6 separate regions of the Mus musculus genome follow, and regions 1, 2, 3, 4 and 5 are each linked to region 6. The links are chromatin loops, found by intact Hi-C in ENCODE. Cell type or tissue: heart. All regions are shown on one strand.

Region 1 (4,000 bases), 79 kb before region 6:
GCATGCTCACCATGCCTAGCTCTAGAATGGCCTGTCTCATATTCCTGCCACCTCTTCCTAGTATGACTGGTTCTCCTTATTCTCATATGCTAGTGTCCTAGCAGGGGGGTTGGAACCTTCTGAGCTTGGACTGAAATTTACCATCAGGTGTTCTAGGTCATAGGTGGTCAGCAAACTAAAACCTGCAATCTTAAGAATTGAGTCCATTTGGGCTTTTTCTGTTTATTTGTTTTCCTTTCAAGATAGGGTTTCTGTGTGTAGTTCTGGATACCCTGGAACCTGCTCTGTAGATCAGAGATCCGACTGCCTCTACCTCCAGAGTGCTGGTTTTAAAGGTGTGTACCATCACCCCCAACTATCCACTCCTTCTTGATGGTCTTAGACAAGTTTTCATTTTACTTTTGTCCCAGTTTAAAGTGCAAGGATTTTTAGTAGTTTTCTAAGGCCAGAGTGACTAATTAGCAGTAAGACTTAAAGAAAGGCCTGTGTACTCTTGGTACACGCTCCATCCTCTCTGCTTTAATATCTGTACAAAAGTGGGGCAATGCCCCAGACAAGGCACTTACTTTCTGTTGGTAATACAGAGAGTCAGGACTAGTTTTGTTTCTTTCAAGTCTCAAGTGCTCTGTTTTTCCATGCACAAAAACACAAACCTGGAAGCTCCTTGCTTCTTATTGCTAAATATTCTTGGGCCTATTTTGGCTTTGAAATTTTTTTGTTTGTTTGTTTTTTGTTTTAAGCAGGGTCTCATGTAGCCCAAGCTGACTTGGAACTTGCTATGTAGTTGAAGCTGGCTGTGAAATACTTCTTTTCATACCTCCACCTACCAGCTGCTGCAAATATAATTTTGTATCGAGCTGTTTGGGTTTCATTATTGTTTTGGAGATGGGAGTCTATGTAGCTCTGGCTGGTCTGGACCTTAAAAGTGTAAACCAGATGAGGGTGGTCTTGAGTTCACAGAGTTCCATCTGCCTTTGCCTCCCAAGTGCTGGGAATACAGTCAGGCTTCAAACCTATCATCTTCCTGCTTCAGCCTTTGACTTCAGGTTTCTTATTTGGGGAGCTGGAATATTGTAGGTCCAAAGCCAAATTATCTATCTTAGCCCCCAATCAACCATTTATTGTTCACCTCTATGTGACCTAACATTCTTGTGACTATTAGGTAAGTCCATTTGTAACATACAAACAGAATCCTAGCTTCCAAACCCAAAGGCTAAGAATGTGATTGTAAGGGTCCATGACTTTTCAAAGAATGACACCCTGGATTCAAAAAGTATGTAAATACAAAGAGTGTTTTATTTTGCAGAAGTTCAGCATGCTGGGGTCTCCCATTACCAAGAAAGACCGAGAAGTGAGCTTGCAGGCCCAATTTAAAGCACACTGGGGGAGTTCTGAGGTAGGTGGGCTTTGTCTTACTCTATCTCTAGTCAAGTGCAGCAGTGAGGAGGAAGGAAGTTTAATCTGTAACTGATTGTGAACCATCCATTGAGATAACTCACTACCTTTGGATCAGCTTGTCTCATCCCTCTCGTCATCATTTGGCATCTGGGGCCAATAACAGTACCAGCTTTGCTAGAAACCATCTCTACCAAGTTATCTGAAAAAAAAATTGCCATGATTCATAGCTTTGTTCTGTTACTATAAAAAACTCCATGAAAATGCTACCACTGCCGACTCCAATTTTCAAAGGTTTGTGTTCATCCAGGCTCAGTTTTCACTCTTTTTCTTCTCTCTTCAGAGTTTTCCCTAATGGCCCGAGTCAGGGTAACAGAGCTAAGCTTAAAGTCTTTCCCTGCGGTTAGAATATAACCTAAGTGCTTTTCCATAACCGACTCAACTCTCCATTAATGACTTTCCATTCCACTTATCCAGCCCTAACCTTCTAACATGCCCTTCTCTCTTGGCGGGTCACTGCATCCAAGTCTCTGCTCTTTTCAGTCCTCAAGTCTTGGTTCCAAGGTCACCTCTTTAGAGGCCTTCTTTGCAAACCTCAAACTGTTCTCATTTTCCTTTGGTTTCCTTCCCAACAATGCCGTTGTTCCTACTGACTCCTGTGCTTGCCTCTTCGGTTAGGCCGCTTCTCTTGGGAAAGGGAAACCCGGGAGATTGAACCACTGGTCTGCCTAAACGTCAATCCAGGTTCTGAAACTGAAATGCCTTGGGTCTCCAGCCACGTTAGGAAGAACCGGAACCGCGAGCGGAAGCTGGCGCAGCGCACGGAGGCCCCGCCCCTTCCTGTCACGGCGGCCGGCAGCTGGCGGCGGGGCCCCGGCGCCCGCTCTGCCCGCCCCCTCCCTGCCGCCCCGCCCGCGCCGCCGCGCCGGCCGCTGTCAGAAGCGCGTTGTATGCTGAGCAGCTGTCGTCGGCTGCTCCCGCACGTCCTGGTCCCGAGCTGCCCGCCGCTGACCCGCACACTGCGGCTCTTCCCTCTCCACCTCATGAAGCCGTTGGTCGTGTTCGTTTTGGGCGGGCCCGGTGCGGGCAAGGGGACCCAGTGCGCGCGCATTGTCGAGGTGAGGCCGTGCGGGAGGGCGACGGAGAGCTCCCGGGCTGAGCGGAGCGGGCCGGGGCCGGAGGGAGCAGCCGCGTTGGCGGCCGCGCCCCTCGCTGTGGGGAGCGGACTACGAGTCCCGACGGCCACCGCGCGCCCGGGCCGAGGGGCGTCGAGTCTACGAGTGCTTTGTTTCCGCGCGCCCTTGCTTCCACTCCTGGGATCCGGGTCTTCTCGCTACATCTCTGGCTGTCAGTCTCCGGCTAACCGGCCTCGAGGAACCCGACCCGGATCTTGTGGTAGTTAAAGTGCCGGATTTGTGAGAGCCCAGGCGCTAACCTTTGGCCCAGCTGACAACTCACGCCCTTTTCCTTGGGCGAGTGAGTCACTCACTCTCAGTGAACCTCAGTTGTCTAAGCAAATAAAAAACTCTGCTCTCCGAGAAAGTAAAACACCACCCAACTATAAAATCCTCTTATCATTTTTTAAATAATGTTTGCTTTAGGACTGCAGAGATGGCTGAACGGGTAAGGGCGCCTACCACCACGTTCCATCCCTGAGACCCACAGAGAACCACAACCCCACTCCCGCGAGTTGTCCTATGATGTTCACTCTAGAGCTCAAGGGTTTGCCCACACAAATAACTAAATACAATTAAAGTTTTGACATAAGTTTACCAGTTCCATTCTTTTAGTATTTGAGGTCAGGGGTGGCATGTACACGGAGAGAGGCAAAGACTTTAAACTCAAGCAGGTATGGGTTCTAGCCCGTGTTAGCTGTAGTGATGGACTGTCTTGTTTTTTCTAGCCCCTATGAGCTGTAATGATGCGGTGAGGAAGGCTTAATGGACTGTCTTGGGCAGTGTTTTAAAGGAAAACAAGACAATCAGAAAGAAATGGCAGGGTTGGGGAAAAACACCCAACATTCACCTTTAAATTGAGTGCTTGATAAAAGGTTTTGACCCAGAACTTGATAATTTCTTCTTTTCCTATAAGCCGTGGCCTATATTTGCTTTGTATTTTTTTCCACGTTCATATATTCAGCTCCTGCCCTATAGTCTATTCTCTAAAGAACAACCACAGATAAATAAAGTAATGTGGTCTAAAAGTTGTGTGTTTTACAGTTATGTCTAGAATTACAGATAACTTTGGAAAATCAGTTTAATCACAAAGCACATAGAATTTTTCTCCTTATTTTTACTTCTGTTTGTTTTATCTATTAGAAAGCCAAATGACAAGTGGATGGTTTCAGTTTATAAGTAAAATGATTAAAATATAGATAGCATGGTAAAGGAGGGAGTGAGTCAAAACAGGTAAGCAGTTCAAGACCTGACCCTGCTATTGTTTTTCCTAGCCCCAGAGATTGCTATTGTTTTTCCTAGCCCCAGAGAAGTTACTTTTAGCCTAAGTTACTTTGTAAGAAGGGAGAAAATAGAAATGAAATGTCTTGTTTTGTATCTGTGACTGCTAAATGAGGTCTCACACCTGCACATAGATGCAAATGTTTAAG
Region 2 (4,000 bases), 500 kb after region 6:
TTAGGTCAGAAAAAGGGTCAAGGAGAGGGAGGGATGCCTGGCCTGGGGCACTGTGTGAATGAAACAGCAAAAGGGTTGGAAGTCAGGGTGTAGAAAAGGGTACTAGGTGTTGGGAAGATGAAGTCAGAAGAAGGCAACCAAAGGGTAAAGGTAGGATAAAAGACAGGAGAGTTAGAAGCGGACACAGAGAGGGGATCCATCCAACCAAGACCAAAAGTCTAGGGGAAACTGTCCGCGAGTGGAGAAGGAACCATCTGGGCTGGGCTCAGACTTGGAGTCCGGGAGGACAGATGCTAGGGAAGGGAGCCCAGGCTGTGCCCAGAGGGCGGAGGTGGAGCGAGTGGGCTGAATGGAGAAGGCTGGTCCCAAACCCTGGCCCCTCAGGCTGGAGTGTCCAGGCAGGCGGGAGAGTGGCAGGGCTGGTGCTCGCTCACCGATCCAGGCGGCCGGCACTGTCCTCCGTCGGGGGGTTGCGGACGGGCGCGGGCGGTGGCAAGGAGGGCGGCTAGCAGCGGCCCCGCCAGGGCGGCGTGCATCCTGCCGGGGCCCGCGGGACGCGGGGGTCCCTCTTGGGCAGCGCCCCCTCAGCAGGGCGGGGAGCCCCCAGCTGGGCACCGAGGATCTTCTGGAGCACAGGGCTCCAGGCGCGAGATGCTGGGAGCCCGCTGGGGCGTGGCTGGATGTCCCTGTCGGACCTGGGGGTCTCTCTGGGGCGGGGCTCCGGTCTGTTGGAAGAGGGGGATCCTCTGGGGCGGGGCCCCTCACCAGGGCGCGCAGCCGGGTTGGCCGAGCCCCGGAATTCTGAGAGCGCGCAGGGGTCCTAGAGCGCGTGGGGGTCCCGGAGCCGCGTCAGGGTCCAGGGGTACGCGGGGCTCCTGGGGCAGTCCTGAGATTCCAGGGTGAGCGGGGGAACTCGGGTTATGCTGGGCACCCGGGGCGCGCAAGGGTCCCAGGGGTGCGCGGCGCTCCAGGGGGCGCGCAGTGGGACAAGTGCGGCAGAGGGCGCGGCGGGGCGGGGGTCTGCTCTGAGGTGCCGGGCTGCCCCCGAGCCCGGCTCAGAGGGGCGGCGGGCGGCCGCGCGGCCGCTGCCCGGGCTCCGCCATGCTGCTCCGCGGCCGGGAGGGAGGGAGAGAGGAGGGCGGGAGAGCGGCGCGGAGCCGGGCCGGGCGGGGGGCTGGGGCCGCCGGGCGGGGGAGGGGAGGACCCGGCGCGGGAGGCGGGGGGCCGGGGCCGCGGCGGGCCGGGCCGGGCCGGGCCGCAGGGAGTCGGAGCGAGCTCGGCGCCCGGGCGCGGCGAGGCGGGGTCTGCCGGGCATGGCAGGCGCTCGCTGGCTCCGCGCTCGCTCTCTCGCTCGTTCCCTCGCACGCGCGCGGAGGGAGGCGAAGCCCGCAGCAGCCACTTCCCAACTTTCCAAACTTCCCAGCGCAACTTTTTCCTCTCCTCCCCTGCCTGCGCCTCCTCCCTCCTCCCTCTCCTTTCCTCTCCTCTCTCCAGCTCTGCGCCGGGATGTAGCTCCTGAGCGCTACCGCCAGAGGGCGTCTGGCTCAGTGGACCTTGGGTTAAGGTGGAAGTCCAATGGTCAGGCTGAGACAAATTTGGGAACATGGGCCAGTTTCTCAGAGCACATCTGCGAGGCCTGGCGAGAGTAAGCAGTTAACAGGACAGGATTTGTGTAGGCACTTCGAGGTATATCGGAGAATGAGATGGTCACTGGAGATCCAGAAAACGTGGTATTTGCTTACAACGTTTTGTCATGCTGCTGTGCCTAACACCACCACATGTGTTCCTAGGCACTCTGCAAAGACCCACTACATTAAATTAAAACATGTCTAAAGAACATAAAACAATTAGAATTCCTTGGAAGCTCCATTCAGTCAGTCATTCTCCTGTCTGTTTCTCTGGGTGTACACACACACACACACACACACACACACACACACCGCTGTTGTTAAACAAGATTTGCTAAGACTCTATCCTGATATTGGAGGTTAAAGATAAATTGTGTGATATTATCAGAAGTCTATAGCTGACAGACATGATGAGATATGCAAGTAGACAATTAAAATACAATCATAGCAGAAGACCAAGAAAAGGCAGGCAGAGGAAGGGTTCCTGAGGCAGGCTCAATGGACCTCAGGCTAAGAGGTGGAAGTCAGGCTGAGACAAATTTGGGGATATGGGTGAGTTTCTCAGAGCAGATCTGCGAGGCCTAGTGAGCATAAGCAGTCAGCAGGACAGGCTATGGGTAGGCACTTTGAGGTATATCAGAGGTGCCCTGGAGTCAGGGCAAAGCCCTAGGAGATGATCTTTAAGATCTTTAAATCAGCAGTAGCTAATAGAAGGGAGTGAAGTGGCCGGGTGTGGTGGCGCATGCCTTTAATCCCAGCAGCACTCAGGAGGCAGAGGGCAGCCTGGTCTACAAAGTGAGTTCCAGGACAGCCAGGGCTATACAGTGAAACCCTGTCTTGAAAAAAGAAGAAGAAGAAGAAGAAGAAGAAGAAGAAGAAGAAGAAGAAGGAGGAGGAGGAGGAGGAGGAGGAGGAGGAGGAGGAGGAGGAGGAGGAGGGAGTGAAGCAGATGGATCACCTGCTGCCAAGGTATAAAAGTGGGATAAAAGGGCCTTCAAGGGACTGCCTACAGAAAGCAGATGGCCAGAACCTGTGTCATCATGCCAGGCCTGAGAGCATGCCTTTGTATGTATACAGTCATGGGAAGATACTCCAAGATTCAAATTTGCAAGTGGCTAGGTTATATCTTTACTTACAGGGCTCATGATTGAGGGAACAAAGTAGAGGCAGAGTGGCCAGTGGAAGCCAAGGCCTGATCCTAGGCCTTTTGGCTCCCAGCTAAGGGCCCTCCTCCCCTCTCTCCACTCCTGCCTCGGTTGCACATGGAACCACTAGAGAAAGGAAGGCTCAAAGTGTGAGTGAAGCAGAATGACTTGCCTCTCCGAGCCTAGAATGCGAGCAACTAAGAACTGGACTAAAAGTGAAGGATGTAAGCACCAGAGGTGGCTGTGAAATTTCCACTTTTTTCTTTGCAATTGCCTACAGTTCAAACTGCTAGATATCAGGAGCAACTTGTTCTGCTCAGCCTCTTATCCCACATACCTGCTTGGTGACAGATGCTAAGCAAACCAGAGTGCCCAGAAAACAGGACACCAGGGCATAATGTAGTAGCTCTGTCTCTCACACACAGAGTTCTGAGATCTGCAGTCATAACAAAGAGAGGTTCTTGAGAGATACTGCCCTGACTCAGCCCCTTTCCCCCTAAAGCCACCCATCTGCTTCGAAAGAGCAGTGAGTTGGTTAGAGTGAGAGTCTGCTTCCACAGAGAGATAGGAACATGGTCTTCACTGGGGAATTAGAAGATGGCAGATAGGGAGTACAAAACCGACCAGATCAAACTTAAAGTGATGGTATGTGTGACTATGAGTTAGTAGTTTTTCATACCTTCCCCCTGTATTTCAAATAAAAGTTCTCTCAGATCGTGTCTTTTCCCCTAAAATGATAAAGGTTTTGGCGGCTAATTGTCAGAGGTAACTGCTGTAACTTCCTCCTTTACTATGTCATGTAGGGCAGTCAGCAAGCGTAGACCACAGCCTCTTGGAGTCTGTTTTTCTCCAGACCTCTTCCTGGCTTCACTGTTTTTCAGTGACTCGATGTGTGTGATACTGCCTTAGGCACTGACACTGTTAATGAGACCTGAGAGCAAATAAATGTGTCAATCCAAGGGAAATGAAAGCATACATCAACACAAATCTCTATGCATTCATGTGTTCTTCACAATAGCCAGAGTGTAGAAACAACCCAACTAACTGTCCATCAGCTAGAGAGTGAGTGAGTGGGAAGCCAACCATGGTGTGTCAACACATCAGACTATACACTTGGAGGACATACATTTTTTTAAAAGAGTCATATTCAAGATAAAATATTATTTGACTTCAAAAAGCACTGCAGTGAGCATATGTACAGAGGCAAAAAGCAGGGTAGTGATCACT
Region 3 (4,000 bases), 150 kb before region 6:
AGGCTGCCCAGAACGTGTTCGAACCCTCTAACGGATCTGTCTAATTCAGTATGGCCGAATTTGTTTTCTAAGCATGGACGTCTCTATGCGGGTTGCCCCCACAACCTTAGCCCAGGCTTAGCCAGAGCAGGAAGATGTAATTCTCTATTTGACGAGGGTGGAGAGAACGGGATGGAAAAACAAAAACAAAAACAAAAACAACAACAACAACAACAACAAAAACCCAAGAGTTTTCAGGCCCTGGCTGCTGGGTCAGAACCTGGGAGCCCTGGTCCCATACTCCTCATGACCCCATCTTTCAAGTTCCTGCCCAGGACAAGGCAGAACCTGTTTCCAAAGATCCTATTTCCCTTGCAGGGATGAAAGGGAGAGAGAGAGAGCTCTATCTGTTTTAGCTGGGTCCCTTGTTTTCTTTCTAATGGATGCAGAGATATAAAGGAAGGTATTTCACCATTTCTTCCACCACCTTTGCAAAAGATTTTCGACTTTCGGGGTTTTGACTGGCAGTAGATGAGAGTTAACTCTTACACCTCTTATACTGTTTCGCAGCGATAAACAAAGCAAAAGGAAAGACGGGCCAAAGCAGACCGACGCCACTTCCAAGAGCGGTAGCTGGATTTCGTTTGCTTTTATTTTTCGCCTCCTTTTTTTTTTTTAATTGTTTTGCCTGAGATGTCCACCGCCCAATGGCACATCGAAGTCTTGGGTTAATTGCGAAGGCTTCCTTCTCTCCGCTGCGGCTTTGGCGGAAGCTCAGAACTGCCTCCTCCCTGGCTTTCAATTCAGTGCGGGAGGTTTTCTTTCTCCTTGCTAATCCAGAGAAGGAGGGAAGAGGAGGGGAGACGCGGGGAATACACTCGTTCCCGTTGTTACTTGAGGCTAATGTTTGTTTTATGGAGTGACTCTTTATTCTGACTACCTCTTCATTTTCTTTCCCTACCCCAAACCTGGCAAGTTAGGGGAAAAAAAAAAAAAGCAGCTAGGGAGGGGCCTAAGACAGGACAGGACTGCTTTGTTCTCCCTCCAAAGAAGCTAAAGGGTAGAACTGGTGAGCTTTTTGTTCGATTGTTTTAATTAAAAGCGGATATTAAGGGTGATGGTGATGATGACGAAGGTATTAACAATCGCAGTAAAAGGGGAAAACGCGATCCTTCTTGTCCAGCTAAGGTGGCCCTGAAGCGGTCCTTCCAACGTAAGTGGACTCCAAGGGCAGCTAACCTGCTAGGGGGTCTGACTGGACCGGGATGGGAAAGGGACTGAGAAAATGTCCCCCGGGACGATCCCGAGGACCCCCACCCCTGGCACCAGACCTGGAAAATGTGCCCATTGTCTTTCCCAGCCTCTCCCAACCACCGCGGACGCACCCGCGAAACTGACCAGAAATAGGCGAAACCCAGGGGCAGCGCGAATCCAGGCCTGGCGCTGCGGGCGGGAAGACGCTGGCCTCAGCGAGCGCGGCTCATCTTCCAGATTAGAAGATTCCCCCCGCACACACCAGGGGACCCCCGCAACACCAAGGCACAGACAGCCTCCGGACAGAGCTGCCGCCCACTGGGCTCTGTCCGCCCATCCGAGCCAACACTGGCTCCCGAATACATCATAATTTGGAATAAAATGTGAAATCCCACTCCCCGCCCCCATGCTGACGCCCCCACCAGCGCCTCGATCTCTCGCTCGCCCTCCCCCCACTCCCGCCCCCAGCGATTTGCAAACGCACCTCTAAAGGACACAGGCACACAGGCATAGGACTCTTGTTGGACAGGACCACACATGGTCCAGGCCCAGAGGAGGGAAGCAGATGAACACGAGCTAGCTCTGTCCCACAAGCCGGTGTAGGCAGACCGGCATACTGTCCAACATGACACAGCGACATCAGTCACACGCAAACGCTCACAGACACACAACCTCACAGGGTGAGGATCACACCCGCCCGACATAACGAAACCAGCCTAACACTTTGTCCAAGGCCACACACTGCGATACACCAGACCGACCTTGTGGAGAAAAGAAACAGGGCAATTTACATACAACGAATAAAACGCAGAGAGGTCGGAATCTCCACACCCAGACAGCGCAGGGTTTCACACTCCCGCACACGACCTATCGCCAAAAGCCCACGCGGGGAGTAGCCACCGCAGCCTGCCGCTCACGCAAGCACTCTCAACCCGGCCGCCCGCACACACCGCCCAGAAGCAATGGAAGCCGCCAGCGCCTTGCGCTTTTCTGTCTATTGCGCAAGGGGAAAAGGGGAAGGAAGGAAGAGAGTCTCCCCGGCGGGAGGGGCAGCGGAGGGGCGTCGTGGAAAGTGCCCCCCGGGAAGAGACGGGGGAGAGGGAGCCGAGGCTGGAGTGCGCATGGGGAAAGACGGAGGAAACGGACGGGCAATTCCACGGGAGGCGACTGTCTCCCGGCCCTGGGAAGAAGGCCGGGACGCTCACGTTTTGCGCCTTGGGGGTGTGCGTGGCCATGTTGGGCAGCCCCCGCCCGCGCCTCGCCGCGCGCTCTAATCCCGCTCCCGCCCGCGGCCTCGTTAGCGCCGGCCGTGTGCGCCGCCGAGATAAGGAGCCGCCTCGGGCCCGCCCGCCCCCGATAAGCGCCTCGGCCATTATGGGCCAAATGATTCATTTTAATTTGGCAATTTCTCCGGAGGGAGCGGGGACGGGTTGCGGCGCTGGGATGGCCCAGGAATGCGCAGAGGAGAGGGCTGAGCGCTCACGTTGGGACCCGGCGGGTTCCGCCCGTTCCCCACCCCTGGCCCCTCGGGATTCCCGCTCCCTACAAACAACCCGACTCGGATCTCCGCCTCCCAGATGCTCGTTCAGCGGCTTTGGCCGTTGTCTAGCCTCTTAAGACCACCGTGTCTCCCGACCCATTCCCAACCAACCCTCCCTTCTTCATTCTTTCTCCTGTCTTCTCCAAAGCCAGAGTGTCTGTTTCTCCTTTTTCCGTATCTCAACACCCAGTTCCTCGCTGACCCTCATCAGCACAGGCCCCTGACCGCTCTAAAACTGGAATTGCTCAAAGATAAAAGACTCTATAGGGGGACAGAACAGATATCAATAGAGAGATGAAAATGCCCCTTAAGCTTGGTTTCAGGATGAAAGCAGAACACCCCCCCACCCATCCCCAAGCCCCCATGTTCCTTAACACACTCTTTAATCTTAGTACATTGTTTCTTTGCACTATACAGTTTGATTTTCCTTAAATATCCCTAAGGACTGGAGTTTGAGGGCTTGCCAATCTTGTGCAAGGCCAAGGACTCAATTCTCAGCACTGCAAAAATAAAAATAAGCAGGTGTATAAATGAGAAAATTCTAAATTAGCTCTTTTCTTTCTCTTTTTGGTTTTTGTTGTTTTGTTTGAGATAGGGTTTGTCTGTGTAGCCTTGGCTGTCCTGGAACTCTTTCTGTAGACCAGGCTGTCTTCGAACTTAGGGATCCACCTGTCTCTGCCTCTGGAATGCTGGGATTAAAGGCATGCACCACCACACCCGGTTTCGTAATGCTTTTATTTTTTATTTTTTAAATACCATACAATTGGATATCATTAGGGCACCTTTGAATAATAGTGTGCTTTAGTGATACTTTTCCCCCTTCATCCAACTTCTCCCCATTGGTGCTTTTATTATTCCTAATTTATAGGTGAGAAAACAGTGGGGGGAGGGGGTGACAGGGCTGTGTCAATAACTCAATATTAAATTTCTAGTGAGGGACAGAAGCCTGATTTGAAAGAAGTTTGACATTGAAGCCCATAGGTACATTGTAGGAACCCAATGGGCTGAGGAGTATCTGGGTTTTTCTTTCTATGATGGTGGAAACTGGCTGTTGTAATCCAAAAGATAAGGGCAAAAATAGCAGAATTCTTGGCCAGTTTGGGCTATGTGAGTGAGACCATGGTGGACACATGGTGGTGTTTGGGAGGCAGAGGGAGGTGGACACCCACGAATTCAAAGACAGCCTGGTATAGAGAGCCAGGTCAGCCACCAGCCACGGGTTCATAG
Region 4 (4,000 bases), 260 kb after region 6:
AAGGCACTCAGCTTCTAGTGGGGAGACTGGCTGGGGAATCTTTCCTATCTCTATCACATTCCGATGACTGCCTTCTAGAACACAGCCTCCTGCAGCTTGCCAAGAAGCTGGCACTTCACATTGCCTGTTGCCCAAGGTCGCAGCCTCAGGCCAGCAAGGTGCAAGGAAGGGACCTGGTACAAGCAGCACGGTTTGAACCCCACTCCCTTCACTGGTCGGCTTTCATTGTTTTGCCAACTCGTTCCCTTCTCCGAGTCTCCATTTCCTCATTTGCACAAAGTGGAGAGAAGAGTAAATATGAGAATTAATGTGACAGCTTCGAAACACTGGCACTTTGGGGGCACTCATTAAATATGCAAAGTGGCAACTGTGCTCAATCTGAGGTGGAGCTGACAGATGAAACTGCCAGGAAACCTGGCTCTGAGCTGTCGATTTGTGGCACAAAGCTGCCTAGGTTACAGAGAGACGCTCAACAGGGCCCAGGGGATACTTTCCAGCCTGGAGCTGCTGCAGAACCAGACTCATCATTTCTGAACAGCCATACCCTTTCACACGCAGCCTCCAGTTACTCCCACAGCCCAGGCACTCACAACTACACGTGTGAACACGTCCCTGTCGGGCTAGGGTAGGGTCGTCAGGTTCTAAGGAATGAGATCTAGGCTGGATAGAGAGGGGTGGCAGTCAGAAAAGTAGCATCCAGGCCTCTTGGTTCCCAGACAGGCTAGCTCCAGAGTTCCAGGCAGCCCCTCTAGATGATCAGGACCAGGCTGGAGGGACACACGGACGGACACACACACACACACACACACACACACACACACCGCAGACCATACATTCCAACAGGTGCACAGAAGCCAAGGTACAGGCCCAGTACACACCAAACAATCAGACAAGTACCACAAGAGCCCAGCAAGTGACCCACAGGGAGCCAGACCAGGGTGCTCACATTTCTAAAGCATGCCTGCTCAGCCTTCCCTGTCTGTGTCTGCAGCGACAAGCTCCATTCTCTCTGCATCCTCCCCACCAAGCCGCTTGAGCTTAACCTGGGCATGTGGGCCGCCGCCGGTCCTGGGGCCATTATGCGGCCGCATGGCCTGCCTCGCAGGGGCGCAGAGCAAACTTAACCTTCATTTGGGAGCGCCCAGCGGCCAGAGCGCGCGGCGCAGCCATCGATCGCTGCTAATGGCCTCGTCTAAATGCGGAGCCGTTGCCTCCGCCCCCGGGTCAGGGCGCCCCCGCCCTAGCCCTGAGCTCGGTGCAAAATGGTGTTTACAAAAGTCAATATTGGCCACAGTGCTGCCCAGGCATGGAAGAGCCCCGCTGGGTGCCCCAGCACAAGGCCCTCTCCTGCTGTCCCAACTGACCCTAGTCCTGAATAGTCACCTGAAGGCCAGACATCCAACAGGCCTTGGCCAAGGTCGCAGAAGACTATCAATTGCCCGCATCCTTTCTGTTTAGTACTGTACCTAGGTATGTCTTGACTTCAGGCCCCAGCTCTTTAATGGGTCAGATCCTTTCTCTGCAAGGTCCCAGAGTGTCATTTTAAAATCCGTTTCCCAAGAATAGTTGAAGGATGGTCTTAGAGATATAATAGCCAGGAACTCCTAAAACAGACTCTCACTCTTCCTTACCTGGTTTCCTTCAGCTGGGCTAGCCTCTGCTCGGCTCAGCTTATCTAGGACAAAGCACCGTCTCTGGAAGGTTCACACCTGAATCTTGGTCTCTGCACTGAATGGCCTGGGTGTGACACTCGAACTTTTCTAAGCTCAGCATCACATGGAGGTGGGGGTCAGACACTAGGTAGCTGGACAATGGATCACCTGCTGGGGAAGCCTTCAACATGCTGACCCCAAAGCCTAGGCCAGGCCTCAGCCTGGAGCCCAGTGTTAAAACTGCACACATAGAGATCACACACCATTTAGGGTCTCCTTTTATTTTGCATTGCTAGTTTCGAGTTTTCAGGAAAACATAATAATTGCAACAGTTTCTCCCTATGCCTCTGATCTCTGGTCCCCTAAGAGGAAAGAATTAAAAGAGCAGGAGGAGGGGAGAAGGACTGGCCCCAGTGCTGTTCCTGGATCCCGCAGGGCTGGCAGACCAGCAACCAGAGCCTGCCCTCTGGTGGCCATGGCTATGCTGACAGCCCTGCTCCTGGATTTTTGGGCTTGCAGAACACATTTCAGGCACACTCCTATGTGGCAGCATATTTTAGATGGTCTTTTATTTGAGACATTATATTCGTTGAGTGTTTGAACACTAACAACCTCATTCAACTTCAGAGAGATTTCTCCGTGTCAGTCATAACAGCAGCCCCTGTGTGAGCTGTTTCTTCTCTTTCTCTCCAACACCTCATCCCACTGTGCTGATCTTTATTTTCATTATATACTGTGATTTTTCCTAAGTCACATTCTAATGAGCACTGGGTGGAAACTTGAATCCAGGCCTCCACGCTCTAGGTCTGTGCCTGCAACCATTGCACCCTTTCTACTCTAGAATCCGGAGATGGTTCAGACAGTGTGACTTGAGCAGCCTAGATTAGTCATGTCTGGAGAATCAACGTTTTAGAATCAGTGAACCCTGAGAAGAAGGTATTTTAGATGTGAGGACTCAGGAATCATAGAGAAGGGCTTGCTGCGGGGATGGTGCAGAGGGTGGTTCCTGGTTTTGCCATTTGAAGACAGACAGTATAAGGCCTGGCTAGGTGGTGCTACAGGGTGGGAAACTCAGGACAGCCTCCGGTCTCCTGACCTGCGGTTCTTTCCATGTGTGTTTCTCAATCAAAGCTTCTCCAATCACGCTCTTTTTACAGCCATCGCAATAAAGCTGTGGACTTTTGTTCCAGAACAGCACATAAAATATCCCATTATTTGCTTCCTAGCCTGAGCTTCTGTTTTACGTTTTGAGTCTAAAGTGTAAGCCTCATAAAAGGTAATCATCTAAGGCCTGTTCAAAGAGAAGCCATAAATTGCCCATTTAGCCCAATCAGCCTTTATTGTGCTCCTATGGGTACCCGAGGAGGACAACCTGGGTCCCGGGGAGAGGAAGGGGGAGCAGAAACCCCAGCTCCAGTTTCCGAGCTTCTTAACTCTCTTTAAGGGAAGAGTGCCAAGGTGTAGAGTTGATCCAAGGGACAGAAATGACATAGGAAACATCACCACTGTGCCATCCGTGTTTAGCTGCAGAGTGGGGGTGGGGGAGGGGGAGGCCAGTGGGAGCTGGGAAAGAATGAAAGCAAAGAAGGCAGGATTTGCTGTTATTATTATTGCTATTAATTGCTCAGTAATGACTATGCCCTAGGCCCTGTGCTAGGTATGGGAAGTATCTTATTGTACAGCATTCTTGCCGTGCCTTTTGGTGGGCAAACATAAGCTCAGGGAGGCAAGATGTTTACCCAAGTTCATGTAGTCAGCAATCCCAGAACTGTGATCAGACGGAGTTTTACTTGATGTGGAAGTGTTTAACAAATGTTTCCTGCCACACCGCTTTGGGGGTTGGTCTTAAATGATTGGAGTGACTTACAAATGTAGGCCACAGGGTGTCTGCAATATGCAGGGCTGGAGGGCAGCAGACAAAAAGGCTCTGGTGGTTCATGCATGCTCACCCTGTTAACTCTAACATGGGGAACCTATGTGCCTCCAAATTGACCCTGCCCAGGTCTTCTCCTGCACCCAGTGACCCAGAATTCAGCTCTGTGTTTAGGCTGTGTAGGGATGGGACTGGGATACCCTAGCCAAGTCAAGCTTCCTGGGATATGCCCTTTCCAAATTTGCTGATTGGAGGGTTCTTCTGGCTGACTCCCATCTTGCCCACCAACACCCTAATTTCTCCAAGATCTAGAGAAGTATGTGAGAGTCCATGGAGGGGCTTTGTTCTTTCTTCAGAGAGGGGGCTACAGAGGGGAAGAACTTTGTTACCCATGATCCCACAGGGTCTAAATTAAACTTGGCATACAACGATGGGGGCTCTGCCTCTGAAACTATTCCTGGGTTCACTCTGTCCC
Region 5 (4,000 bases), 240 kb after region 6:
CCTCTCCTGAGACCTTGCTGCCCCAGGTGGTTAGGGTGTGGTGCCCTGAGCCCCCTTCATCCCATGTATCTGGGATTCCAGAAATGTGGCCAACATGCTCCCCCCTTCACACCCCCCCCCCCGCCCTGAAGGGCTGCCATTTGGAATGCATTTGCAGACACATGGATTGTTTTTAAGTTAATGCTTTTTAATTCACTCTGTTTCCCAGTTGTCGTTTTTTTATTGAAAAGGCGGATTCTGCCGGTGTGTGTTCCTTGCAGGGGCTGTGTGTGTGTGTGTGTGTGTGTGTGTGTGTACACGCGCGTGCGAGTGTGTGGCGGTTGTTTGCTGCATGGCAGAGATCTGATGAGAGAGGCAATGATAGACAAAGGCTCAAGAGGACAGTGGAAAACAGAGTCAGAGCAAAACAGCAACGGAGGTGAGAGGAACACAGCAGCAACACAAATGCTCTGGAATCCAGCAAGTAAAGGCTCAGCAGGGTGGGCTCAAGAGTCCAGGGCAAGGGAAGGAGGGAACTGCAGCCAACACCCCCACCTCAACTAAGACCTTTGAGGTTGTGGTGGCTTCCCTCGGGCTATCGGGGGGTTTACGGGTCAAAGTCCTAAGGGTTGAACAGGTCTCAGATAGGGCTGGAGGGACAAGCCTCGGATCAGAGAGCAAAGGCCCAGGCCTGGTTGAGGCCAAAACTCTCCCTTCCTGCCCGCCCCCCCCCCCCCCCTGCAGTCAGACTCTCTGACTTCGAGCAGAACCTGAATCCTGCGCCCTGGCCATTGAGCGGCGCCCTTGCTTAACATCTCTACGCCTAGGCTCTGCCACCTGTAGGTGAGAAACGCTGATGGCCGGTTCCTGCGGAACAGGACAGCTTGGGAGTTCAGTGTGTGACAGACACCTTTGCTGCACAGCGCAGCTGCAGCCATAACTTCAGGGATCCTTCTGGACCTGCAATGGCTACGGGAGCCAGGTGCTGGTGCTATCCTCCTTCATAGCAGAACAACCCTGTCGCCCCTACTCCCGCCTCTACCCATCTGCACACGGCTTCCCGAACCTGTCTCAGAGGCCTCTCCAGATGCACCGCGTTGGAGACACAAAAACTGTTGTTGGCCCGCACGTGGCGGCCGCGTAGACCCTGGGGCGCACATAGCCAGGCGACTGGGCGTCAGGATCAAGGGCGGCCCTAGCCGGGTGGAGAGGGCTGACGTGAAGAGCAGCGGCTCCGGGCTGCCTGGCTCTCGCGCTGGGAGCCGGCAAGCTTTGAAAACCCTGGGCAATTAGCACTAATTACATGTGTGCAAACAGCCTTAGTTCAGGGCGCGGGCTGGGGCCCACCTGACTCGGCCATCCACCGCATTGGCCCAGCTGTTGAGCAAGGGCTCGGGGAGGGCGCAGGAGACCCCATGGGACCCCGGGTGCTGGTGCCCCCTGGACCACAGACTTGAGAGGCAGCCCAGGAATCTCCGTGTGGCGGCATGTAGACCAGCTAGAGGCTGAAAGCATATCTGAGGTCCGAACACTCCTGCTTGCTCCCTGAGCATGCTGGCCTGGTGGAGTTTGGCTGCGCATTCCGGCGCTTTGGTGGCCTCTTAAGCACCACCCAAGCGGATGACGCGGGACCAGGAAGGTAGTCTAGAGCCTGAGTCCGGAGATCAGCCCAACTATACGTGGATGAACCACTGGACTCGCAAAGGAGTTTTCCGAACCTTAGTTTGCATGCGCATAAAATGGGAACCCAAGGGGCTTCAGATAAAGTTAAAAGGGGTGGGGGGGGGGTGGAGAGGGGAAGAATAGGCTTCACTTTTTACAGTTTGTAAGGCAAGCCTGAACTGAGATCTCCGTCTGTGGACTGGGGAGCATTTGGCGGCTGTGTTGGCCGGGAGGCAAGGGAGAGATTTTATTTCCACCATTGTAGATGAAGGTCAGAGAGGTCAAACAACGCGGGAAGCAGTGTGTTGTTTGGACATCATATTTCCAGCCCAGACTCTGCCTCTCTCTCACTCTGCCATCCCTCTTGGATTCTCCAGGTTTCCAGGCACTTCTCTGAGTTTGGCGAAGCCTGGAAACTGCTGTCTGGGCACAGCTCCTGGAGCGAGAGGGAAAATGGCACGCTGGCAGGTCGGTTGAGCTGGCTCGCTACGGGGCCATGGCGCCCTCTTGCGTTCTCAGCGATAGCTGCACCAGGCTCAAGGTCGGACACTCTAGGTCTGGTCTGTCTTGGATAAGGGAGGCATCAAAAGCCTGCTGCCTGTTTGCCACATGCATTCCGGACAGCTTAAGTAGGAAGAGTAGAAGGATATACACTTAGCATGCTACAAAGCATGGCGCACACTGGGTCAGAGCATCTGGTACCACTTTGTTTTCCTATACCTCTACCTGTGATCTTGAATTTTACAGGTGTACGGTGAGGCTGATAGAGCAGGGTTGATTTCCCACTATACAAACAGAACAGCTAAGGCCCAGCTGGGCAAGCCGCTAGTGAGTAGTGGAGCCTCGAGCCGGTCTGATCAGCTGCCCCTTCTAATGTTCCCTTGGGCTAGGATTCAGACATCAAATTCTGGAATGAGTCCAGTCGGGTCTTGGTGGCAAGACCTCCGGCAAACCAGAGTTGGTAGTGGTGCCTGGGGATTGCTAGGGATGGAGCGGTTCGATGAATCTAGATAGGACTTCCTGAGAACGGACTGACATCCTGGTACTTTCCTGGAAGCAAGATGTCTTAAACAGGAAAGCGGCCCTTGCTGAGGGAACTTGCTGAGGGGAGGGGGTCGCTGGGAATTGAGGATTACACCCCAGGCCCCCCATGGCTGTCTGTAAACCAGGAACCTCAGGGCTGAGACAGCTGCTATGCGGTGAGCAGAACTGGTTAATGGTGTCTCAATGAAGCTTCAGTTAGGGCCTTAAACAAGTCTTTTGAGGCCTTGTCCTTCTTGAAGATAGGGACACATCAGCTCTAAGCCAGTAGCCACTAGGTAAACACACACACACACACACACACACACACACACACACACACACACACACACACACAGAGCTTTCACAGATGAGAGTGAGGATGCTCAGGAAATGGGGGTTGTCTTGGTGAGCCATGACAGTGAAGGATATGGTAGGTTCTTGTTCTGTGGGGGATAAGACTCAACAGGGTCAGGGTGAAGGGCTCTCAGGGACCTTTAGTGGTGACACAATGGAAAGAACTTAGGAGCTTGGGGCTGGAGCAGTGGCTCAGTGCTTACGAGCATTTGCTGCTTATAGAGAACAGAGTTTGGCTCCCAGGACCCAGGTTGAGCAGCTCACAACCATCTGTAACTCTAGATCTGGGGGAGAGGTTCTTAACCTGTCGGTCACAATCTCCTTAGGATTACATATCAGATATCCTGCATATCAGATCTTTACATCACGACTCATAACAGCTGCAAACTTACAGTTATGAAAGTAGCCACAAAAATAATCTGATGGTTGGGGGGGAGGGGGAGATCACCTGGCATGAGGAACTGTATTAAAGGGTCACAGCATTAGGAAGGGTGAGAACCATTTGGGGATCCTGTGTCCTTTTCTGGCCTCCGTGGGCATCCACACATGAATTATACAAACATGCACAAATATAATATTTTTAAAAAGCTTAAAAAATTTTAATAAGATAAAGGGCCAACCCTGCCCCCCACCTTAAGCCAGGAGTGTGGGACTGAAGAAGCCTTGTGGCTCCCTTATCTAGAGCCGCAGACTTCCCTATGAGCCTTGCCGGTACTTGCTGAGTCCCTTGCTGTAGTGGAGTCAGCAGATGAGAGAGGCAGGCTAGAGAGCTGGAAGCTCTCACATGATCCACGTGCTGCTGCCTAGGCTGGGTGCCCAGCTTTGAGAGGCAGGACTCTAACCCTCCCAAGGCGCCCTCTGAGGCTCCTCAACCCACCAGCAGCAAATTCAGAGCACACCGATAGGCTGCAGTAACTCTTATTCTGTTCAGTTTCAGAGAATGAGCTGTGTCCTTTCCTTCAACATCAGTGGATGCAGTGGA
Region 6 (4,000 bases):
TTACTTAAGCAAGGGCTAACCATCGTGTCAGGCTTGAGGTAGGTGTTTTAAATTTTATTTTAGAGGAAGAGTCAGGCAAAAAGATTAAAATTAGCCAGGTGAGACAGCTGGAAACTGGTGAAACCAAAATTGGGATCCCAGCAGTTTAAGTCCCCCGGTCCTGCTCTTAATCCTGCGGTGCACACCAGGAAAGTAGGGCCCTGAAAGGAAGTTACCTAAGGAGGGTCACAGAGCGCTGGGAGTGCACAGCAGGTATTGAGGCCCCCTATGCTGGAGCCTTGGCCACTGTGAGGCGCTGTTGAGGCAACAGCCAGCCTCTGTCCAGTTCTTACCTTCTCCCAATCCCTTCCAGCCCCAAGAGGTTGAAATGGGCTCAGTATAAACCTGAGCAACTTGTTTCTGGGTCCTAGAGGAAGAGTAGGGAAGAGGGATAAAGATGGGCAAAAGAATCTGGCTAGCAGAAAAAGCATACTGGACCAACCTTCTGTGGAGAAAGTCCCCAGATAAAAGGGCAACACTGGCCCAGGGATGAGGTTAAGTTTCTTCGGGGGGACATCTCCGTGAGAGTTCTGTTGTAAGAGTCTCTAAATCCGGAAATTAAGAGCGGGATTGTTAGACTTAGGAACAAACATCCAGGAAAACTCAGTTTCCGCAGGATATGCACGGGGGTCAAGAGAGACAATTATAAAGATTGAGATGCTGAGACAAAAAAAAAAAAAAAAAAAAAAAAATCAATCCTGCAAACCCAAGCTAAGGACCTGTGGGTGTGCGGAGAATGCGGCGAATGCGGAGACGAATCACTAAGAGGAGTGAGAGCAGACGGTCTTCCTGGGGACAGTGGCAGGGCCAGGGCCTTGGAGGGGAAAGAGAGGACCACCGCAGACATTTCTCACCTATCTGAGTAGGATCTTCCGGCGCCCGAGTTTGTTCCTCTGGATCACTCTCTTCACTTGTCCTCCAGAACTCCCTTAGCCTCCAGTAGGTCCTTGTCCGCGGCGTCGGTCTGGCCATCTCGGCTCACTGGCGATCCATCCGCGCTTCGGCCCGGGTGGCCCGGGCGCCGCCTTGGGGAGATGAGGAGAGGAGGTTTGTAGCCACTGCCACCACCAGATGCAGCTGCGCCGGCATAAGCTTTGACTTCCAGTAACTGAGCGCACTGAAGGTGGTGGTGGCTCCAGGGAGCCACGGGGTTGCGGGAGCTGCGAGGAGAAGGATGACCCGCCTCCAGCCAAGCGAGCCTAGCTCCCGCCACCGCGGCAGTTTGTTCCCGCCGGGCCCGGGAGCAGAGGACCTCTGCCCGCCCCCTTCCTTCCCCGCCCCACCCTGCCCAGAGAGCTCCGCCCCGGGCCCACAGTTCTTCCGCCTTAGGCTGCCACCAGGCGGGAGGGACTAATCTCCTGAAGCCCCACTTATGTGTCTAGGGGCCCAGAAGCCCAGATTCGACCGAGTAACGGGCTGCTTTACTGCTCTTCTCCAGTGCCTGGTTTTCTAGTCCCGGGGCAGCACCGGTTGGGTGCGCCCTGCAGGGTGAAAGTCCTAGAGTTTCAACACCAGGGGGCGCTGAGGAGCTAGGGGACATCCCCTCCCTGTCCTCCGCCCCCTCCCCGCCCGCGCGCAAAACACACTGGTCGGAGAGGCAGCACGGCGGAGCCGGAGCCGCGGGCCGAGCGGAGCCGGAGAGCGGCGGCGGAGGAGGCGGCGGAGGAGGCGGCGGCGGCGGCGGCGGCACCATGACCCTGGGCAGCTGCTGCTGCGAGATCATGTCCTCCGAGAGCTCCCCGGCCGCGCTGTCTGAGCCCGACGCAGACATAGACGTGGTGGGCGGCGGCAGCGGTGGGGGGGAGCTCACAGCCCGCTCCGGGCCCCGCGCCCCTCGGGACGTGCTCCCTCACGGCCACGAGCCTCCCCCGGAGGAAGCCGAGGCGGACGTGGCTGAGGACGAGGAAGAGTCGGGAGGTTGCTCTGACTGCGAGCCCCGCGCTCTAGCGCCCCGGGGGGCGGCGGCCGCAGCGGGAAGCCCGGGGCCCGGCGTGCAGGCAGCCCGAGGCGCAACGGGGCCGGGGCCGGGACCCGGGCCGCCGTCGGGGGGCGCGGCGACACGGAGCCCTCTGGTGAAACCACCTTATTCGTACATCGCCCTCATCACCATGGCCATCCTGCAGAGCCCCAAGAAGCGCCTGACGCTGAGCGAGATCTGCGAGTTCATCAGCGGCCGCTTCCCCTACTACCGGGAGAAGTTCCCTGCCTGGCAGAATAGCATCCGCCACAACCTCTCCCTCAACGACTGCTTCGTTAAGATCCCCCGCGAGCCGGGCAACCCGGGCAAGGGCAACTACTGGACGCTCGACCCGGAGTCGGCCGACATGTTCGACAACGGCAGTTTCCTGCGGCGCCGCAAGCGCTTCAAGCGGCAGCCTCTGCCGCCACCGCATCCACACCCGCATCCTCACCCGGAGCTGCTGTTGCGTGGCGGGGCTGCCGCGGCCGGGGACCCTGGCGCCTTCCTCTCGAGCTTCGCCGCTTACGGCGCTTACGGCTACGGCTACGGGCTGGCGCTCCCGGCCTACGGTGCACCTCCACCGGGCCCGGCCCCACACCCGCATCCGCACCCGCACGCCTTCGCCTTCGCCGCCACCGCGCCTTGCCAGCTGTCAGTTCCCCCGGGCCGCGCCGCGGCGCCTCCTCCCGGACCTCCGACGGCCTCGGTCTTCGCAAGCGCGGCCTCGGCGCCGGCCCCTGCGCCTGCCCCGGGATCTGGCCCGAGCCCCGCAGGGCTGCCTGCCTTCCTAGGCGCAGAGCTGGGTTGCGCCAAGGCTTTCTACCCCGCGTCCTTGAGTCCCCCCGCAGCTGGCACAGCGGCTAGCCTGTCCACTGCACTCCTGCGTCAGGGCCTCAAGACGGACGCCGGCGGTGGTGCGGGTGGCGGGGGCGCGGGGACAGGCCAGAGGCCTTCCTTTTCTATAGACCACATCATGGGCCACGGTGGTGGCGGGGCCGCACCCCCGGGCAGCGGCGACGGTTCTCCGGGATCGCCATTCGCCGCAGCCGCAGGTCCTGGGGGTCAAGCCCAAGTCTTGGCCATGCTGACTGCCCCGGCCCTGACTCCGGTGGCTGGCCACATCCGCCTCTCGCACCCAGGGGACTCACTCCTGTCTTCAGGGCCCTCGTTTGCCAGCAAAGTCGCGGGCCTCAGTGGCTGCCACTTTTGACCGCACCGGGCTCGGGCCAGTTAGGCCCTCACTCCTTAACCTCTCTGGGGAGCTCGGCCGGTCCCAGCGGAATTCAGGGAGTCTATTTATGAAGAGTCTCCAGACCTAGGCCGTCGCGCGTTATCGGGCACTTCAAGCTGCAAGCTCAGAATGTCACCGGCAGTTGGGACGAAGCGGGCTCCCTGGCCTCCCTGATCTACGCAATAGGTTTAAAGCGGAGACCGCTTTTCTGTTTGAGCATCAAAAAGGAGAGCAGGAACCTTCTCTGTGTCTTGCCTTTGCGCCTTTCACAGTCAGAGAATGCTTTGGCAGAGATACGCCTGTCGGTTGTTGGATCGCGCCAGAATCACCCATGGCTTGAAAAAACCCACTGCCCCATTCCTTCCTCAACTTTGAGACCCGCTCATCCAATATTATAATTTAAAGACATCTGTTATCTGCTTTGTGCTTAAGAGAAATTTTCAAAAAAAATTTTTTTGGTTCCTTTTGCTGTTCTTCAAGGAAGCTGGTTCCCTCCAAGCCTAAGGCAGGCTCTTCACAGTCGGGAAGCTAAGAGAAGTGAAACGGGGTCTCCACAATCCTTGAAGAAACCGCAGAGCCCATTTCCCCGAGGAAAATGTTTTCTCTCTGGTGTTTGGCTGTTTTTTATTTTATTTTTTATTTTAAAAAAAGCCCTCTTTGGCTTTTCCCGTGGTCCATAGGCCCAGCCATCCAGGGCTAGCGGTCCTCTTGGCCTTCTCCTCTGCCCCAGGCCCTGTGATATTTATTGTAGTTAAAGGCAATGAGAGTGG

What was found. Hi-C counts contacts between places; a loop is a spot of excess contacts. Peaks named below come from ENCODE experiments on the same cell type or tissue, not always from the same donor. Only the 100,000 strongest peaks of a DNase experiment are listed, where the experiment ranks them.
Region 1: a loop joins it to region 6, with 2.5 times the contacts of the local background. A loop is called at or near these places in 5 of 42 quality-filtered maps.
Region 2: a loop joins it to region 6, with 2.3 times the contacts of the local background. A loop is called at or near these places in 3 of 42 quality-filtered maps.
Region 3: a loop joins it to region 6, with 6 times the contacts of the local background. A loop is called at or near these places in 17 of 42 quality-filtered maps.
Region 4: a loop joins it to region 6, with 2.2 times the contacts of the local background. A loop is called at or near these places in 8 of 42 quality-filtered maps.
Region 5: it touches region 6 in a loop (4-fold over the local background); 32 of 42 quality-filtered maps call a loop at or near these places.

The regions. Positions count from the first base shown.
Region 1 is chr4:114,985,479-114,989,478 of GRCm38, reverse strand. Cmpk1 (cytidine monophosphate (UMP-CMP) kinase 1) reads left to right here and starts at 2,251. Exons shown (of 6, transcript NM_025647.3): 1 at 2,251-2,513. The coding sequence starts at 2,346. In heart, no CTCF peak of the experiment used is centred here; DNase peaks (open chromatin) are centred at 2,428 and 2,598; H3K4me3 peaks cover 2,537 bases; H3K27ac peaks cover 2,195 bases.
Region 2 is chr4:114,403,354-114,407,353 of GRCm38, reverse strand. It overlaps Trabd2b (TraB domain containing 2B), which reads right to left and starts at 630. Exons shown (of 7, transcript NM_001085549.1): 1 at 435-630. The coding sequence starts at 536. In heart, a CTCF peak has its summit at 1,528 (motif pointing right); DNase peaks (open chromatin) are centred at 373, 603 and 1,503; H3K4me3 peaks cover 1,653 bases; H3K27ac peaks cover 1,573 bases; H3K27me3 peaks cover 2,729 bases.
Region 3 is chr4:115,055,249-115,059,248 of GRCm38, reverse strand. Tal1 (T cell acute lymphocytic leukemia 1) reads right to left here and starts at 1,438. Exons shown (of 5, transcript NM_001287388.1): 1 at 1,378-1,438. It overlaps Gm52674 (a long non-coding RNA gene), which reads left to right and starts at 3,668. Exons shown (of 3, transcript XR_003955097.1): 1 at 3,668-4,000. It overlaps Gm33786 (a long non-coding RNA gene), which reads left to right. Exons shown (of 2, transcript XR_376559.3): 1 at 1-1,192; 2 at 1,340-1,627. In heart, no CTCF peak of the experiment used is centred here; DNase peaks (open chromatin) are centred at 1,288, 1,728, 2,268, 2,738 and 1 weaker place; H3K4me3 peaks cover 3,135 bases; H3K27ac peaks cover 3,941 bases; H3K27me3 peaks cover 2,094 bases.
Region 4 is chr4:114,646,006-114,650,005 of GRCm38, reverse strand. The region is part of intron 1 of Gm33655 (a long non-coding RNA gene); the gene reads left to right. Among named protein-coding and RNA genes, the nearest start is that of Gm12829, 32 kb to the left of the region's middle. In heart, a CTCF peak has its summit at 2,123 (motif pointing left); no DNase peak of the experiment used is centred here; H3K4me3 peaks cover 469 bases; H3K27ac peaks cover 607 bases; H3K27me3 peaks cover 3,716 bases.
Region 5 is chr4:114,664,004-114,668,003 of GRCm38, reverse strand. The region is part of intron 1 of Gm33655 (a long non-coding RNA gene); the gene reads left to right. Among named protein-coding and RNA genes, the nearest start is that of Gm12829, 14 kb to the left of the region's middle. In heart, no CTCF peak of the experiment used is centred here; DNase peaks (open chromatin) are centred at 2,143 and 3,793; H3K4me3 peaks cover 1,472 bases; H3K27ac peaks cover 561 bases; H3K27me3 peaks cover 3,786 bases.
Region 6 is chr4:114,906,552-114,910,551 of GRCm38, reverse strand. Foxd2 (forkhead box D2) reads left to right here and starts at 1,654. Exons shown (of 1, transcript NM_008593.3): 1 at 1,654-4,000. The coding sequence starts at 1,731. The coding sequence ends at 3,209. It overlaps Foxd2os (forkhead box D2, opposite strand), which reads right to left and starts at 1,295. Exons shown (of 4, transcript NR_030721.2): 1 at 894-1,295. In heart, CTCF peaks have their summits at 282 and 1,526 (motif pointing right); DNase peaks (open chromatin) are centred at 1,351, 1,451 and 1,941; H3K4me3 peaks cover 3,615 bases; H3K27ac peaks cover 2,344 bases; H3K27me3 peaks cover 3,914 bases.